2 separate regions of the Homo sapiens genome follow, and region 1 is linked to region 2. A link is an interaction called in ENCODE POLR2A ChIA-PET data of the cell type or tissue named here. Cell type or tissue: Panc1. All regions are shown on one strand. Links, peaks and the distances in the headings refer to the core of each region. The heading gives the core; the rest is flanking DNA.

Region 1 (9,579 bases), core at 2,958-7,957, 250 kb after region 2:
AGGCACCCCATGTAAGCAGCAGCCTGGGTGGGACTGGGGGGCTGCAAAGAGCAAATGGGGACCCCTGCAGTTACCTCCCACCTCTGCCAAATTCTCTGGGCCTTCCCCGAGCTCAAGTGGCCCGGCTGCTGCAGCTAGTGTTCAGTATCCTCTGTCCTCATGGCACCAATCCCTGGCAATCCTGCAAAGTCACCCCATCTATTAGCTGCCTGCATCATGGCTCCCCGCCGAGCCACCCTCCTGTGTGCCTTGAGGCCCATGGGTCTGCCACCCAAACGGCATAGGGGTCTCCGGCTTGCTTCTACGTGGTGCTGCCTACACCCCCCCTCTCCTGGCCTACAAGACCAGCTGTTAAGGGCAACGAGCCACGGGAAGACACTTTTTGCAGAGCACATTCTAGGTCAAATCTCCCCCTCATTTTGCCGAGGGATTAATGGAAGAAGCCCAGAGTGGGCCAGTGGCTTGTGCAGGACGCCCAGCAGGGCTGAGATCCGTCTACAGCTCTATGCCCCAGAGTGCCTGTCTGTCAAACAGAAAGGGGAACAAGGTCTCCCTCCTGGATACGCCAGCTTCCCAGAGGAGTCGTGGAATGTGCCGCTGCCTTCCGCCTTCCCCAGCCTAGGCGGAACCGCCCCTCGCTTCCCTGCCTTTGACACCCCCTCGCTGCAGCCATTCTGACAGCCGGGGAGGCACAGCAGGCCAGCCCCTCCCAGTCCCCGTTCCACCTGGGGGAGCGGGGAATTGGCACCCCCTCCCTCCCCCCAGTCCCCAGGGGAGGAAGCCGCCTGTCAGGCCGCCACGGCGTGTCAAATCCTCTTGCTGCCTAATTGTGAGACGGCGGCGTTTAAAGAAACGCTTTTCTGGCCGCCTGCCACACCGCAAACTGCTTGGTATAATTTTATTATTAAGGAGAGAGAAAAAGAGGGAGGGGGATTGGAAGAGAGAAGGAGAGAAAAAAGGGGAGAGAGAGAGGAGGAAATTGCTTCGTCCAAGTCAGCTGGTGGAGTATTCTGCTCAACGTGAAAGCGGGGCCGGCTTTCCAGTTGGCAAGCTGACTTCGTTAATTGCGCATTCAGTCTCTACTTAGGGTAATTGAAACGAAGCGGGGCCGGCTCTGACAATTAGGGTCTGCGACTAGGCCATTAACCCTTTCCGCCCCCGCCCCCCGCCTACACCTCAGCACCCCATCGAGGTGGAGGGGGGTCACCGGGCGCCCCGGCCAGGACCAGATCCGGGGCGGGGGCGAGGAGCCCCACGCGAGGCGCTGGACTGCGGCAGCGAGTGCGGGCGCGCGCCCCAGCGCGAGCAGGGTTAACGCGGCGCCTGGAGTCCTGCAGCCCGGCTGGGGCAGAGGGGGACGGGGAGCAGCGCAGGGTGTGTGGGGGTTGTTGCGGCCTCTCCGCCCCTCTGCAACAGATGTTTCAGCCGTGTAAGACAAAGGCAGAGCGCCTGCTGCTGCCGGAGAAAATCCGCAGGACTCCCTCAGGGGCAGGTAAAATTTCACCTTCTATTTGTGTTCCCCCGCCCGCCCCCGCCTTGTTTCCCGGCCTCTGCGCCAATCCGGAAAGCGCACCAAAGACGCCGCGCCGCCGCCTCCGCAGCCCAGCCCGCTGACCCCAGCAAGGTCACGGCAACCTCGGGCTCTGCCGGCAGCGCGCCCGCCAGTTCTCCGCCGGCGAAGGGCGCCCCCCCGTCCCCGCGCCCAGTCCCCTCCCGGGGCGGGCCCGGTCCTCGGTGCCCCGGTCCCCCGGTCCCCGGTCGCTGCAGGCGCCAGGAGAGAGGAAGGGGGCGCTGCACTCGCCATGAGGCGGAGGCGGCCCTGGACGTCCCCGCCTCCCTCTCGCCTGCGCGGGGACCGCGGGGGGCTGCCACCAGCCCCCATCATTCATCTCCCTGATTCTCCCGTAGCCGCCCTCGAAGTCAGCCGAGTGAAGCAGCTGTTCCTTGCACACTCCACTTGACCAAAGATGATGATAAATGAGGCCGGGGCTGCCGCGGGGACGCGGCGGCGGCAAGGGGCGCGCAGGGCGGGGCGTACGGCCTCCGCAGCTCCCTCCCCACGCCTCGGTAAGGGCGAGGACGCGAAGGACAGAGGCCGAGAGCAAAATCTAAGGCCCGTGCTGCCCTCTTGGCGCCCTGAGCAGCCTCGACGGCCGGCGGTGTGGAGAAACCTGACGGAGAGGTGCGCCCGGCTCGCCGGGCCCCAGGCCGAGACCTCTTCCTCCAGGCCGCGGCACAGCCCCGCCCCCGCCCTTCCCCCTCCCTCCCTATCCCTTCTTCTAATGCTTCGGTCCCCACTGGGTCCTCGTCGCCCCCCCAACCCCCCGCCCCCGTGGCTCAAACCTATTAACGCTCGTAAATAATGAATAATGGAGCGCTTCCCTCCAGCCGCGCAAGGCTGCGGGCGGGGGGCCACTGCCAGATGCGCCCGGTCCTGGGGAGGGGGCACCCACCGACCGGGTGCAGAGGGGGCCCGGGCGCGCGGCCCCGCACACGTGCAACCGCGGCGCGCAGGCGGGCACCCCGCCCGGCGGAGGAGGGGGAATCCCGCTCTGCCCTCCCCAACGCCACCTCCCCTGGAGTCCTCTGGCACCGAACGAGGCGAGAGAGCGCGCGCGAGCTTCCCAGCCGGAGAGGGTTATTTTTAACCTGCCCCCCTTTCTATATCTGCCTCTCGGGTTTGCGCGCCCGCCCGCCCGCTCCACCAGCCGAGGACGCGGGCTCCTCACCTCGCTCGGCGGCTCCGGACTCTGAGCGCCTCCCCTGGCCCGCGGCCCCCGCCCCTGCGCGGGCATCGCACGGCTAAATCTCAGCCTGGAAAAGACCGATTAGGAGCCGCGTGCCTTTCTGCGAAATATTGGAACCGGGTGGGATGGGGGCGGGGAGCCCGGCGCTGTCGTCCCTTCGCCTCCCTCTCTCCCTCCCACCCCGCGCGCAGAGTGGCTGCGAGAGGCGGCTCCTGCTCTCCCCCCGCAAAAAGGGGGCGGCCGGCCCGGGGCCCCGAGCCCTCCGTTGGTTTTCGGCCTTCCCTCCTCAACGCCCACCCTTCTTCGGTCATTTACGAAGCTGGGGCTTCTAACACGCAGACCCTCCGGCAGCGGTGGCGCCAAGTGGGGCGCTGCCCCCGCCCCCCATTTCCAGTTCCCTCCCTAAGCCGCTCTAAACAAACACACCATTTAAACAGCAGCGGGCTGGCCGTACCAACAACTTTGAGGCAGACCCCACCCGTGCCTGCGACCGCGCCAGGGGACTGGGAAAGTGCCAGGGGCGCACAGTGGGGACTCCCCGAAGGCAGTTTAGTGCTGCCGTCCCCTTTTCAGGCTCACCCTCCCTTAGACTCACCCAGACCCCTCCCTCCCAGCCCCTTCCCCTGCGGCCAAGCACCCCAGGCCAGCAGCTCAGACTACCCTCCGCCCCCAGTCAGGGAATGAGGCCGCAGGAAGTTCAAGTAGGCTCCCATTACTCTGCTCTCCAAAAGGCCACCCATGCAAACCCCAGCCTGTCCTTCCCCCAAGAGGTGGGGAGCAGCAGAGGAGCTGACTGAGCTCAGAGGCCCCCCTGGGGCTTTGACTGGATCTCTCCCTCACTTGACATTTTGCAGACTGCTCCGTGCCCAATCCTGGAGACCCACAGGCATAGGAACCCGTGAGCACCTCCCTCCTGAAGGAGGTGGGGTAAGACTCCCTGCTGCAGCACAGAGGACGGAAGGTTGGAGGAAGTGGTGGGCTGAGAAAGGAGCAGGGCATTCCAGCCGCCAGGAGCTGCCTAGCTTGGTGGCGGGGAAGAATACCGCCTATTTGGGAACCTGAGATGGAGTTCTCTCTGTGGTTTAGCTAGTCTGGAGGAGACAGGCCTCAAGGGCTGGGCCCCTTCCCCAAGAGGGCAGCCTCTGGTGGGGGGTGGAGATTCCAGCAGAGAGGTAAGAAGCCTGGCAGGTTCCTAGCTCCTGGGAGGGGAGGGGGTGAGGATGCCTGTGGAATACAGATTAAAGACAGCGCTGACTCTGAGTGCTGGGCCCGGGACACTCCTGGGCCTGCCCAGAAAGCAAGGCTGGCCCAGAAGGGGAGAGACAGGGACACAGCCTCCTAAGCAAATGCAGAGCCTAGCATTACAGAGTGGGGGTTCTCAAGGGGCTTCTCCCCCAGCCAGCTAGACACTGGGCATGGACTTCCCTCATATCTGGAAAGGTCTTGATAAGGCTCAGACTGCTGGAGCCGTGTAACTGCAGCACCCTCAAAGGCTGATGCCGTCTGACCCCCTCCTGTGTCCAAGGTGCCTCAATAGATTTTACTTCTCTCAAACTGCCCTTCTGGGAGGTGACATCACCTGTCATTTCACAGACATGCAAACTGAGCTCCAGAGAAGAGAAGGGGGTATTCCAAACTCCAGCCTCTGGGGGCCCTCCCTGGTCCCCCTGTCCTAGGCCCTGAGGGGTGGGACCTCAATCGGGGAGATGCCCGTGGGGCTTTGGTGAATACAGGATACAGGCACCCAGGGGTGAAAGACATGGGCGAGGAGGTCCTGGTTCCCCCTGAAAATTTCAGAAAACTGGTTTTCTTGGGAGAAAAAAAGGGTGGGTGGCCGGGTGCGATGCCTCACGCCTGTAATCCTAGCACTTTGGGAGGCCAAGGTGGGTGGATCACTTGAAGTCAGGAGTTTGAGACCAGCCTGGCAAACATGTTGAAACCCCGTCTCTACTAAAAATATAAAAATTAACTTGACATGGTAGCATGCGCCTGTAATTCCAGCTACTCGGGAGGCTGAGGCATGAGAATTGCTTGAACCTGGGAGGCGGAGGTTGCAGTGAGCCAAGATTGCGCCATTGCACTCCAGCCTGGGGACAAGAGTAAAACTCTTGTCTTAAAAAAAAGCCTGGGTGGAGTGGCTCACTCCTGTAATCCGAGCACTTTGGGAGGCCGAGGCAGGCGGATCATGAGGTCAGGAGATCGAGACCATCCTGGCTAACACGGTGAAACCCCGTCTCTACTAAAAATACAAAAAATTAGCCGGGCGAGGTGGCGGGTGCCTGCAGTCCCAGCTATGCAGGAGGCTGAGGCAGGAGAATGGCGTGAACCCCGGGGGGCGGAGCCTGCAGTGAGCCAAGATCGCGCCACTGCACTCCAGCCTGGGCAAGGGCGAGACTCCGTCTATTAAAAAAAAAAAAAAAAAAAAAGGGTGGGGAGGGGACTAGAGAGAAGTCCCAGGGCCTACCATCACTGATTTCCCGCTACCCACTTGGCCAGGCTACCTACTAAGGGTTTCCATGTGGGGATTTGGCTCCTGGGGCTGCAGAATTATGATAATGAGGCCTAAGTCCACATGGGTCTTGTTCCTTCATCTGTAGACCAAATACAAACCCTATGTAGCCATGTGCCACACTCTTCAACTGTGTGTAGCTACTGTTGTGCTGAAAAAAATTCACTCAGGGCCTAAGAGCTTTGGGCAGTTAAATCCCCCTCCCCGACAACAGACTAACAGGTCCCATTTTGATATCAAGGGCTGGGGTTTCAAGACAGGGAACTGTGGGGCCCACGCTGTCCTGGCCTCCCTGGAGGCCTGGCTGCTCTCATGCCAGGAAGGGAGCTTCCATTTACTACGGGCCTAGGATGGCCGCCCCGCTGCCCCCAGCGCTCCCTGGGTGGGTGCGGATCCTGGCCAGTCCCCCAGACACGCAGTCTGCTGACCAGAAGCAGCGACCTTCGGGGAGAGCCAGCCACCAGCCAGCCACTGCTCCAGAGGCAGGCCTGGGGCCACCCGGGAGGCTTTCCTCACCACGGAAAATATTTGCCTTTGGTTGTCGGCTGATGCCTTGTCTTGTGTCTGAATGGACAACTGGCTGATTTCTCTCTCTTTGGAACAGCCATGAAATGCGAAGGTGTTTAAGAGTAAAAACCAGGCGAGGGCAACTGGGCCTGGCGTCCAGCTGTTTTGAACAACACTCTTGTTTTTCTCCCAGAGTGAACAGAATACTTTCTGCGGTTCAGAATACTCTGTGCACTGGCCCCTCTTCCCAGGCCCCGCCCCAGCCCCCTCAGGCCTCACCTCCAGCTGCTGCAGACCATTCCAGAACTCCCTCCCTCTTGGCTTCTAGTCACTCAGCATCTGGGGGAGAGAGCCTCTTCCAGCTGTACATAGCTAGCTTGGCCTGGCCCCAGAACTGCTGTGTTCTGGAAAGTTGTAGGAGAATCCCTCTTGGCGGGCTCTCCAGCATGGAGAATCGCAGGCCTCTGCTCCGGAAAGGGAGGCTTTTGAGAGGTCAGATTCACCACAGCCAGACCAATGAACTGTGAGGGCTCATAGGGGCTGGGGCTCCGGTTTCAGGGGTGAGAGGAGCCACCATCTGCCCCCATGCCCACTCTGATTGTAAATGGCTAGACTCTGGTGCCGGGGTCAGCTCTGGATTCATATCCCAGCTCCTGCATATGTATATGCTGGGTGACCTTGGGCAGTTTACTTAACCTCTCTGTGCTTTGTGTGCCTAAGCTGCAAGATACTCTAAATTAAACAGCAAACTTTCAGTGCTGTTGTGGGACGAAATGGGATAATGTGCTTGGTAGCTGGCAGGGGCTCAATAAAAGGTAGCAACTTCCAGGGCCACCAGTTCATGGGGAGCCAGGTCCAAGTCTTGTACTTTCTATGCCTCCCAGGGAGCCACGTATGTCTGCGACAGAGCTGGGGAGGACATTCTGGGGCTGAGGGTTGAGGTCTGCCCATAGAGCAGCGGCCTGTACCTGCAGGCAGGTAGAGTATCATCCTGGCTGAGTCTCAGTGCTCCTCAAACATTAAAGTGTACATCCTGGTGAGACGCAGATTTTGATGCAGCGGGTCAGGTGGGACAGGGGTTCTGCAGCTGTAAGGAACTCCCAGGTCAAGCCAGTGTGGCAGGTCTGTGACCGCAGCTGGTACGGCAAGATCTCAGCCCTGGAAGACTCTGGGTTCTGCTGAGGCTGGGCTCAGAGAGAGAATACAAGTTTTGTCCTGTCCAAGGAGCACCCTCCAGGATTTCAGGACAAGGCTCTGGCTCTGTGTCCCCAAGCCCTCAGTCTCAGAGCTTGGGTCCTGCAGTGGCCTGGGCAACCCTCCGGACTCTCCATTCAGCATTTGTTCCTGACAGCAGTGCACGGATAAAGAGCAGTTTCATGCTGCTGAACTTGCAATCACTTCAAGGCCTGGGCCCCTCTGGGCCTCAGTTTCCCCACTGGCACAGTGGGAAGCTGGGATAAGCTAATCCCACCCTTTCCCCTTGGTAATTCCCCACATTGCTCTTCCCTTCCCTTCATCCCTTCCCAAAACACAGGTCTGAGGCCTGAGCATCCATCCTAGGGGCTGGGCCCCCATCCCCATGACTGCAGTCATGGGGTACAAGACTCATGCAGACTCGTAAGAACAGCCACTTCTGACCTGGGGCCTCGATGTTCCAGGCACTGTCCTAGGCATTTGCATCTACAAACTTCTCACCATAATCCAATCACCACTGTTTTACAGATGAGGAAACTGAGCCCCACGGGGTGAAGCCTATTGCCTGAGATCTTGCAGTTGGTAACGGGTGCAGGCTGGACTCAGGCCCCCACACATGCCCAGGCCCTTGAGTATTTGTAAGGGAAGCAGCTGTTTGGTTTTCTTGGCACAGAGCATCTGCCTAGCTGGTGAGGGCATGGGGAAAGAGGTGCCCAATCTAGTTGGGGATGGGAGGGTAAAATGGTACTACCTCTTTGGAGAGCTTTCTGGCAATATGGACCCAAATGCAAATTACATGTGCCCTCTAACCTGGGCCCGAAGTCATCTGCACAAGGCTACCAACTGCAATGTCCTTTGCAGCAGCAAAACACGGGATCCCCTAGCTGTCCATCCAAGGGGGATGAGGGAGATACATCTGGGAGGTTCTATTGGCTGAGTACTCAGAGAATGGAAGCACCACATGGATTAATTGGAGCAGTCTTCAAGTTGGTGAAAAAAAGTGCAGTGTAGAAAGTGTGTACAGGGCCGGGTGCAGTGGCTCACACTGTAATGCCAGCACTTTGGGAGGCTAAGGCAGGAGGATTGCTTGAGCATAGGAGTTTGAGACCAGCCTGGGTAACATGGGGAGATCCTACCTCTACAAGAAAAAAAATGAACTAGGCAGGTGAGGTGGTGTTTGCCTGCGGTCCCAGCTACTTGGGAAGCTGAGGTAGGAGGATTGCTTGAGCCCATGAAGTCAGGCTGCAGTGAGCTGTGACTGCACCACTGCACAGTCTGGGCGACAGAGCAAGACCCTCTCTCAAAAAAAAAAAAAAAAAAAAAAAAAAAGTGAGCCAGGCACGGTGGCTCATGCCTATAATCCCAGCACTTTGGGAGGCCAAGGTGGGATGATCACTTGAGGCCAGGATGGCCAACATGGTGGAACTCCATCTGTATAAAAATACAAAAATTAACTGGGCATGGTGATACACACCTGTAATCCCAGCTACTCAGGAGGCTGAGGCACAAGAATCGCTGGAACTCAGGAGGTGGAGGCTGCAGTAAGCTGAGATCGCGCCACTGGACTCCAGCCTGGGCAACAGAGTGAGACTTTGTCTCAAAAAAAAAAGTGTGTACAAAACATTTGTATAAAAAGGAAATTGCATTTGAATTTTTCTACCATGAGCATGTGATAACTCCTAAAAGATTTAAAAACTTCTATGAATGGCTAGGCAAGGTGACTGAAAAAATAACCTGGTTTCAGGCTCAAATCTGGCACTGCCACTTTCCAGCTGTTTGACTCTAGGCTGGTGGGTTGACCTCAGTTTCCCCCTCAGTAGGATGGGACAAGACCCAGCTGCCAAGAGGAGTCAGCTCCCCTGCGTCCTGCAATGCGCAAGATAGGGATCAGCCTCCCATTTTACGGATGAGGAAACAGCCCCCAAGAGGGGAAGGAGAACCAAACCTGAATTCCTGTACAGGCTGCGTCCTCCTCAGTGGGTACACAGCTTTGGGGGACGCAGCAGCCAGGACTGGCTCAAGCGCTAAGCTGTGTGGGGACCTGCTGCTGCCAGGGCCAGGTATGACTGACCCTTGAACAACACAGTCTACTTATATGTGGATGTTTTTCTCAGAATCAATGAAAATTAGATGTGATTAGCATACTCAGCATCGGAATAACTGAGCCAAGATCCCAAGATAGTTTTTTCAAAAGGTTACACCGAGTGTGCCTGCCTCTCCTGCCTCCCCCTCCACCACCCGAGACAGCAAGACCCTCCCTTTCTCCTGGCCCCAGTCTACTCAATACAAAGACGGCGAGGATGAAGACCTTCACGATGATCCGCTTTTACTTCATGACTAGTAAATAGATTCGATTGTCTCCTCCTTAGGATTTTAATAACATTTTCTTTTCTTTAGTTTACTGTATTGTAAGACTACAGTAAATAATACATATAACATGCAAAATGTGTGTTAATTGACTGGGGAGTCGAAAGTTACACATGAGGCCAGGCATGGTGGCTCACACCTATAATTCCAGCACTTTGGGAGGTGGAGGCGGGCAGACTGCATGAGCCCAGGAGTTTGTGACTAGCCTGGGTGACATGATGAGACCCCATTTCTACTAAAAATACAAAAATTAGC
Region 2 (9,579 bases), core at 1,970-6,969:
CTGGTCCTTCATGCAACCTGTTTCTTCATCTGGAAACTACTTCCACAGCCCTGCTCTGCCAAAAAAAAAAAAAAAAAATTGAATCAATCAGAAAGTTTGGTACCTCCTGCCTCACCTTCAAGTTGCAATTTAATTCTGACTAATCGTTCCACGTGCCTGCCCCATCACAGAAGTCACCTTATTGTTTGCCTGGTTTAGTGTCTGTATTCCTACTAGACAGTAAATGGCTGGAGAGTGCAGAGATGAGCTTTGCACATGTCCCATCCCCAGGACTTGTATGTCCTGGAACATGATCAGTACTCACCAAAGCTTGTTCCAAGACACGTTTGCCCCTCCAAGTGTCAGTGGGTCATTCAGGAGAGCCCCTGGCTAAAACACATCTATGTGCACCTGCCTTCTAATCTGAGGCCTGGCGGCCCCTGGGCTTCTTTTGCCCTTCTGCCGTCTCATTTTCTGCATGGTTTTCTTCTGCTTGGAGAAATTTTTGGTGGCTTCTTCCCTGCCCTCCATCTATCCCACTCCCATCTAGTTTTTTCTTATTCAGTTACAGAAGTGAGCCTGGCCAACAAAACAGAAAAAAGACTTCCCTCTTGGGAAACCTGGCTGTCCCAGGAGCTTTTGAAGGTTCAGCCCTGTGCTGGCAGTTCCTGCCTTGAGTCTGTTCGTCTGCCCCAGGTCTCTTGGGTTCACTTCCCAGACCGGGCCTGGAAGTATGCTAGAGTGCTCACTCTTGTACATTTGTACACTCTGCTGGCTCTTCCTGCTGACATGGGAAGACCCTTTCCCCAGTGTTGAGTCAGAGCTTTCAGAGCCCTTCCCAACTTCCTGCCTGGCCTGGCTTTTATACATGCAGCCCAGCCTGTTGCATTGGAAAACACAAAGGACATGGTCTACCTCACTCCAGACCTGAGAGAGGAAAGGAGGCCTCCAGACCCATGTCTAGCCTGCCATTTGGATATGACCAGGACAGCATGTAGAGAAATTTAAAAGCAGTAGGGTGCTGTAAACTTCTAATTTTAGTGTCAAACGTATGAGATAATCAGTGTTGTGATTTCAGATGAAGGTGCCATAGTAAGACAACATCATCTTGGTGGACAGATCTGATCCTAAAAAAACACTTTATTTTCTTTTTTTTGAGATGGAGTCTTGCTTTGTCACCCAGGCTGGAGTGCAGTGGTGCGATCTCAGCTCACTGCAAGCTCCACCTCCCGGGTTCACGCCATTCTCCTGCCTCAGCCTCCCAAGTAGCTGGGACTACAGGCGCCCGCCACCACGCCCGGCTAATTTTTTGTATTTTTAGTAGAGATGGGGTTTCACTGTGTTAGCCAGGATGGTCTCAATCTCCTGACCTCGTGATCCGCCCGCCTCAGCCCCCCAAAGTGCTGGGATTACAGGCGTGACCACCGCGCCTGGCCTAAAAAAACACTTTAAACTCTGTCTATTTTATTCACTCTTGTATCCCAAGTGCCAAGACACATGGTAGACACACACATATTTTTGTGGGAAAACAATTTGGGCCTTAGTTTAGTAAGTGCAAATGTGGAATGCAATTTTGGGCCCTCTGTCTGTAAGTATTAGTGATAGCAAATGAGATTTATAGAAAACTGATATGATGGGAAAACATAAAAATATTTGGAGTAGGCTGGGCGCAGTGGCTCACGCCTGTAATCCCAGCACTTTGGGAGGCTGAGGTGGGCGGATCACGAGGTCAGGAGATCGAGACCATCCTGGCTAACATGGTGAAACCCCGCCTCTACTAAACAAAATGCAAAAAATTAGCCAGGCGTGGTGGCAGGCACCTGTAGTCCCAGGTACTCGGGAGGCTGAGGCAGGAGAATGGTGTGAACCGAGGAGGCAGAACTTGCAGTGAACCGAGATCGCGCCACTGCACTACAGCCTGGGCGACAAAGTGAGACTCCATCTCAAAAAAAAAAAAAAAAAAGGCCAGGCGCGGTGGCTCACGCCTGCAATCCCAGCACTTTGGGAGGCCAAGGCAGGTGGATCACGAGGTCAGGAGATCAAGACCATCCTGGCTAACACGGTGAAACCCCGTCTCTACTAAAAAAAAAAAAAAAAAAAAAAAAGCCAGGCGTGGTGGCGGCGCCTGTAGTCGCAGCTACTCAGGAGGCTGAGGCAGGAGAATGGCGTGAACCTGGGAGGTGGAGCTTGCAGTGAGCTGAGATCGCGCTACTGCACTCCAGCGTGGGCAACAGAGTGAGACTCCATCTCAAAAAAAAAAAAAAAAGAAAAAGAAAAAAAATATTTGGAGTAAAACCAGTTGCCCACTTCTCCATTACCCTTCCCTGTCCATGCACACATACTAATTTCTCCTGAATTTTCATGGTCTATTTGAATTAATGAAATTTTAACTTAAGCTTGTTTTTTTTTTTTTTTTTTTTTTCCCCAAGAGACAGGGTCTTGTTCTGTTGCCCAGGCTGGAGTGCAGTGGTGCCATCACAGCTCACCTGAAGCCTCAGCCTCCTGGGCTCAAGCAATCTTCCTGCTTCAGCCTTCCTAGTAGCTGGGGACTACAGGCATGTGCCACCATGCCTAGCTAATTTTTAATTTTTCTTTTTTTTTTTTTTTTTTTTTTTGAGATGGAGTCTTGCTCTGCCACCCAGGCTGGAGTGCAGTGGCGTGATCTCAGCTCACTGCAGCCTCTGCCTCCCGGGTTCAAGCGATTCTCCTGCCTCAGCCTCCCGAGTAGCTGGGACTACAGGCATGTGCCACCACACCTGGCTAATTTTTGTATTTTTAGTAGAGATGGGGTTTCACCACATTGACCAGGCTGGTCTCGAACTCCTGACCTCAGGTGATCCACCCGCCTCCGCCTCCCAAAGTGCTGGGATTACAGGCGTGAGCCACTGCGCCCGGCCTCATTTTTGTATTTTTTGTAGAGATGGGGTCTCATGTTGCCCAGCTTGGGTCTTGAACTCCTGGCCTCAAGCAGTCTTCCCACCTTGGCCTCCCAAAGTGCTAGGATTATAGGCATGAGCCACTGCGACCAGCCTTTTTTTTTTTTTTTTTTTTTTTTTAGCGTTAAAGGCAAACTATTTGGCCGGGCATGGTGGCTCACGGGTTGGATCACTTGAGGTCAGGAGTTCGAGACCAACCTGGCTGGCATGGCAAAACTCTGCCTCTACTAAAAATTCAAAAATTAGCCTGGTGTGTTGGCGCATGCCTGTAATCCCAGCTACTCAGGGGACTGAGGCAGGAGAGTCGCTTGAACCCAGGAGGTGGAGGTTTCAGTGAGCTGAGATTGCACCACTACACTCCAGCCTGGGCAAGAGAGTGAGACGCCATTTCAAAAAAAAAATAATAATAAAATAAATAAATAAAGCAAATGATTTACTCTTTTTTCTTCCACATGCTGCATCATTATTTCCAATAAATAACTTCAGTTAGGGTCTCCAAAGACTTTGAGAACTCAGTGAACACATGAACGAGTGAACAAACGAATGAATGAATGAAAGTTTTGTGTTTGTCACAGATGTGAGAGACTGAGTTATAGCTTATAGCTTCCAAAATGTGACTTCTTTGTTATCAGTTGAGGGAATCTGCATAATTCCTTAGAAGTGCTCTTGGTTGTTAATCCCTCCAGGGTAAAAGAAGGAGACTGTTTCATGTAAGATTTTATTCAAGTTATTTTCAAAAGAAAACAAAGGACATAGATTTTCCCATTCTTGAAGGAAATGTTTGGAGTTCCTGTTGGATACACAAGCAAGCTGGTTAATTAGGTTAATTAATTGGAGAGAGGGGATGGGAAATGCCCTTGGGAGCTCTGTATCCTGCCGATGTATCACACACGCACACCCTGCGCACGCACACTGGCTTTCCACTCACTCCTTAGAGGCATCAGAGTCTTGCCTGAAATGGGTCTCTAGCTTTGTCCCACTCAGACACCGACTTTAGGTTTGAACTCGTTGTGCTGGCATGAGGTGGCACTGGTGGTGGGGAGGGTGGGAGAGCATGCCGAGATGCTCCTGATCAGACTTGTCCCCAGGCTGCGGGGCTGGCAGAGGTATGACCAGCATGTTCTGTTCCTCCCTTCTCCCTGGAGATCAGATGTTCCCTTCCCCCAGCTTTAATCAGAAGCGGTTGATTATACCGTGTTGAGTAGGGCAGACCTTGAATGGGGATATGAAAATCAAGCCAATCAATCAACATTAGCAGTAATGATACAAGCTGGTCCTGTCGCTTCCTGAGTTGTCTCAACGTTATTTTAAACTGCCTCTTTGAAAAATCTTTCTTACAGAAAGGAAGAGGTTTTATCAGAATGTCAGCATCACACAGGGTGAAGGTGAGTGTCTGAAATTTTGACTGCCTCTTTTTTTTTTTTTTTTTGTGAATGGTTGGGAACATTTTTCATCTTCAGCTGGTTTCATGGTGCGATTATCCTTCCTGCTTTTTGTGAGATATATTTCTGTAAGGGACTCAGAGTTGGCTTTGTCTGCACCAATTCAAGTGGCTAAATATAGGAATGGTCACTTGATTCCACTTAACAAATCCCTGAGAGTTTTTCATTTGATCTTTCAAGGTGGCTTTGAGATAAACCTGGACCACAGGAAGCTGAAAACTCCCCAAGCCAAGCTCTTTACCGTCCCCAGCGAGGCCCTGGCCATTGCAGTGGCTACTGAGTGGGATTCCCAGCAGGATACCATCAAGTACTACACCATGCACCTGGTAACAAGTTCACAGTGTGAACCTGGACCCTGAGACCCACCCAGGGCTTCGTAGGGTAGACCCTTTACCAAATTCCGACAAGGCCCTGGGGGCTGGTCCTTTGCCTGTCTGGCCCCCAGGGATTCACCTCCTCTCAAGTCACTAACGTGCTAAACTCTTTCCTTGTCTGGCCCGGCTACTTGCAGCTCTCTCTCCTAGGAACACTGTGCTGGATGGCTGGTTTCTCCTTTGGTTTCAGGACAGATGTCACCTTCATTGACTGCCCAGCTCTCTTATTTTCTATGACAGCAGCTGGCCATTTGTTTTGTCAGCACTTAGGCAATTTATAATTGTTTTATGTTTGCACATTTATTGTCTGTCTCTTCCACTGCCTGGTAAGCAACAGAAGGGCAGGAGCCATGTCTGTTTTACTCATCAGTGTCTGGACAGCCACTAGCAGGTAATTTAGTTGGTACTCAGTAAATATTAGTTGAATATAAGATCCACTGGAGGCAGATGGGTGAGGTGAGGAAGACTCCCTATAGAACCAGCCCCCTCGTCCACACCAAAGTGGCTCGCCTAGGCACCAAGGCTGCCTGGGGAAGGAAGGGCCCAGCTACACTCTTAGGTCCAGCCTCTGCAGCTTCTAAACTGTAACCTTGGGCAGGTTGCTACCCCTTTCGCAGCCCCATATTCCCCACCGATTAAAGATGAGTGATAATAGTACCCACCTCACGGAGCTGTGGTCAGGATGAGATGAGATGATGCAAGAAAGCCCTTGGCATGGTCCCCAGCACTGACTGGGCACTCAGTCAATACAGGAGTCAGCTGCTATCATCCCAGCCGCTGCTGTGCTCAACCTTTGCAAACCCAGGTGGGCCTCCTCCCAACATCACAGCCTGCTGAGGTGGTTGGCCTGGTCCTTGACAACCTAGTGAAATTAGGGTGATTAGGGCTACAAACGAATAGGGTAACCTAAGCAGCCTATTATTGACAAGGTAAGTCTGGAAAAAAAAAGATCTTTTTTTTTTTTTTAAACAGTCTAACTCTGTTGCCCAGGCTGCAGTGCAATGGCATAATCTCGGCTCACTGCAACCTCTGCCTCCTGGGTTCAAGCGATTCTCCCGTCTCAGCCTCCCAAGCAGCTGGGATTACAGACGTCCACCACCATGCCAGGCTAATTTTTGTATTTTTAGTAGAGATGGGGTTTTACCATGTTGGCCAGGCTGGTCTTGAACTCCTGACCTCAGGTGATCTGCCCACCTCAGCCTCCCAAAGTGCTGAGATTACAGGCGTGAGCCACCACACTTGGCCGAAAAAAATAATCTTGATCCCGATTTGCATGGGCTATTTCCCTACTTTCTAAGGTGTAAGGGAGGCAGCTGGTAAAGGTTTCCAGTCAGATTTGAGCTCCATCACTAATACATGTCTTATTAACTGTATTTGACAATGTACTTAACCTGTCTGGGCCTCAGTTTTCACATCCCAGATGGACATAATAATAGTACCTACTCCAAAAGGTTGTTGTGAGGATTAAATTAAATACACTAGAGCCTGGTAATAAAAGGCATGTGACCATGGGGGAGGTTCACTAATCCTGGGGCTGCTGCAAGCTTCCCTCGAGTCCTGTGAGCGTCAACACAAAGCATTTGGCATGGAGCCTGGTTGTGGCACACTCTCAGTAGCTGTGCTGCTGCTCCGGTAATGCAGACGCCTCTGGTGGAGGGCTGTGCTGTGGTGCTGTCTGCTATGTGTCAGATGTGGTGTCCTCAGGAAAGCAGGGCTTTTGCCTGAGCCCCGCAGGCAGTGACAGGGTGGTTTTTGCCTTTGATTCAGACCACATTGTGCAACACATCATTGGACAACCCAACCCAGAGAAACAAGGATCAGCTGATCCGGGCAGCCGTGAAGTTTCTGGACACCGACACCATCTGGTAATGGACATTTAGATGGGCATTCCCCTTGGATTGAGGCTATTTTTCCTGATTTGCCCAGATGGTTATCAGTGGAAGAAGAAACCCTCTCCATTTATTGCAAGGACAAGGAAGGTGGCCCACTTGACTTTGGCACTTGGCTGCTCTGTAGCCCCTTAGGAGGAGGACTCCTCGGGCTACAATGGTGTCAGAACATGGCCACCCCTCTTCTCTAGCCCAGAAGCTGCTCCTTAGGCTGGGAGGGTGGTTATGCAGCTCTTGCAGGTGCCGTGACCACAGGCCCCTTAGGCCTAGGGGGGCCTGTGACCTTAAACTTCTGCCCACCGACACTTTCTCAGGTAAAGCATCCTTGGCACTATGGATGCTGATAACTAGGAGTGTCCTTCTCCAGTTCTGAATTCTCCTCTGTGTCTATGTTTCTTGGCTAATTGTTCAGTGATGCCAAAGGAAAGTTGAGAAACAATGGAAATGATTGAGCAGCACCGTGCCTGCTAGCCCAAGTGCTCTAGGATCCTGAGTCATCTCACGATGACACAGGAAGTCAGCACTGATGGCTGGAGGCGTGCTTTCGAAGGGGGTGACCCATAGCTAGTGGGAACGCCCACTCCATTTATATTAGGGTTCACTTGATTGCAGGGAGCAGAAACCCATTCAACCTAGCTCAGACAAAAAGGGGATTCTTGAAAACTATACAGGGATCCTGACAGGAAATGAAGGACAGTTGGGTCACCAGGAAAGGTAGCTGGAAGATCCAATGTCAGAGCTCCTCCCTGTGCCCTACTAGGGTGAGAGGAAGGTGAGGGAGGAAAGGCTGGTTGTCCATCTGCCCCTCCCAGCACCCCAGCTTTTCCTGCATAACTCATGACCTCTCTTCCCCACTTTGCTTACACAAGACAGTGGATTTCCATAGTGCCCACTTGGATTCCCATCCCATGAGGCCCTGCAGCTCAGCTCCTCTCAACTGGCTCATGTCTGTGTCTCTTGGTCAAACAAATGGCACAGCCTGACCTCTAGCTTGGTCCCATCAGGTCTGGCATCTGTGCCAGCAGCTGCATCTGTAGCCAGGAGGTGGGTGGACTTATGAGGTATAAACAGGCTATTTGGTCTGTGACCAGGGGCACAGTCTCTTGGAGGGGGTGAGGGTAGAGATGCAAAGACTGAGCATCTGGCACAGCATTCCCATTCAGCATCTGGGTCAAGCGGGTGTGGACCCAGGGTTGCAGTTAGTAGATTGGATCTGCTTTAGGATGGCAGTAACAGTGTGGCAAGCTTGGACCTGTCAAATATTTGGGGGCATTTAGGGTAGTGGTTCTCAAACTCAAGCTTACACTAGAATCCCCTAGAGGGCTTGTTAAAACAGATTGCTGGGCCCCCCTCCAGAGGTTCTGATTTCTGTAGGCATGCAACCTGAGAATGTGTATTTCTAACAAGTTCCCAGGCGATGCTGGTGCCAGGGCCACACTTTGAGAACCACTGCTTTAGGGGAAAAGACTTGTGGGGCTGGGATGGTGGTGGTGAAGTTTTTGCTGTTGTCCTTTGTGTTTTTCCTTTTCTATCACTGAATGAAGGAATTGTACTTTTTTATTAATGAAGGTTATTTTTACAATGAATTAGCTACAGGGTGGAGGAGCCCGAGACATTAGTGGAACTTCAAAGGAATGAGTGGGATCCAATCATCGAATGGGCTGAGAAAAGGTAAGATGTACAGCCCTGCAGAAAGCACTGACTGGGCACCTGCGTTTGGTGGAGTGTAGGGGTCAGGGGGTCACGCTGGAAAACTAGTGCCCTTAGCTAGTCAGCTTTCTGATTTCAGAGCACTCGTGGGATTTGGCTCCCCTCATATGATCAGGGATAGGGTCATCCTGGGAAAAAAGCACCTCAAATTTAATTTCAGCCACTAGGTACAGCACACCTGCTGTAGCGGTTCATGAAGTGTAGGGGCAGCTCTGTGTCCTTGGAGAAGCAGTGGAGTTCCCAGGCCACCTTCTGCCAGCGGGTCAGAGCAGCAGTGTCGGTTTGAATCCCAGCTCTGCTGAAGACTCAGCTGTGTGACTTGGCTAATGAGTTGATCTCTCTGAGCTTCAATTTTCTTGTCTATAAATGGGGCTAATAATCCCTACCTCTCAGGGTTTGAGGAGGAATAAATGAATTGATGCATGTAAAGGCTTAGCATCCTGCTTATTAGCACACAGTAAATGTTCAAATTTTGGCAGTGATTTTAATCTTTGTCACAATTGCTGTACTATTAAATAAAATAACAGAACAACATATACGATATGTATGCACTTGGAGAAAAGTCTGGATAGCTTCCTGCAAAATTACGGGTAACATCCAATGGATATGTAGCTTCCAGGAATTGATATGAAATATTTTTCTTTAATAGGAAGACTCTTGAGTGCAAAGTTGAATGGATTATTGATGTGGTGGCAAAATAAATTCAATTTCATTTGATCCCAAGGGAAATTTGGAAGGGCTGGCTTTCATGGTACTACCTTGACTGTGGTATTTTCTAAGCTTGCAAGGCACATTTCTTGGTATAGCAGTTTTCCACAAAAGTGATGTTACCAATCAGTTCACTGATTTGCCACATGCTGCCCGATGCTCACAATGTGGCAGGTGTCCTTGGGTCTTAAAAGAGAAGGCAAAGGCAGTGCTCTAAAGACCAGACTACAATACTATGTGGGAATGTGACAAAACAGTGTCATTTCAGAATCTAATGAAATGTAATAATAATTTAGGTGCCTAGAGATCTTTGCTATAGTATAAAATCATCAGATTCTTGTGGCAGGAAATACCTCATCCTTAAGAGTTTATAGAAAAACTTAGCCATTTCTTACAGTCCATTTGTACTATTAGGAATTTCAGCAAGGATTTTTTATTTTTTCTTTCTTGAGATGGAGTCTCGCTCTGTCGCCCAGGCTGGAGTGCAGTGATGCGATCTTGGCTCACTGTAACCTCCACCTCTTGGGTTTAAACGATTCTC

What was found. Peaks named below come from ENCODE experiments on the same cell type or tissue, not always from the same donor. Only the 100,000 strongest peaks of a DNase experiment are listed, where the experiment ranks them.
Region 1: POLR2A ChIA-PET joins it to region 2 with 21 read pairs; 3 of 35 experiments call an interaction of 5 or more read pairs at or near these places.

What each region holds. Positions count from the first base shown.
Region 1 is chr17:17,775,366-17,784,944 of GRCh38, reverse strand. All of the region lies in intron 2 of RAI1 (retinoic acid induced 1), which reads right to left. It overlaps SMCR5 (Smith-Magenis syndrome chromosome region, candidate 5), which reads left to right and starts at 5,416. Exons shown (of 1, transcript NR_024007.1): 1 at 5,416-8,259. LOC124903942 (a long non-coding RNA gene) reads left to right here and starts at 1,401. Exons shown (of 2, transcript XR_007065649.1): 1 at 1,401-1,492; 2 at 8,775-9,402. RefSeq lists enhancers at 1-30, 1-378, 379-919, 3,521-4,410, 5,300-6,189 and 1 more and silencers at 1,044-1,313, 1,644-1,843, 1,964-2,213. In Panc1, for the core only: a CTCF peak has its summit at 3,759; no DNase peak of the experiment used is centred there; H3K4me3 peaks cover 1,003 bases; H3K27ac peaks cover 1,226 bases.
Region 2 is chr17:18,023,336-18,032,914 of GRCh38, reverse strand. It overlaps ATPAF2 (ATP synthase mitochondrial F1 complex assembly factor 2), which reads left to right. Exons shown (of 8, transcript NM_145691.4): 2 at 4,256-4,300; 3 at 4,538-4,683; 4 at 6,499-6,596; 5 at 8,211-8,291. Among named protein-coding and RNA genes, the nearest start is that of ATPAF2, 11 kb to the left of the region's middle. In Panc1, for the core only: no CTCF peak of the experiment used is centred there; no DNase peak of the experiment used is centred there.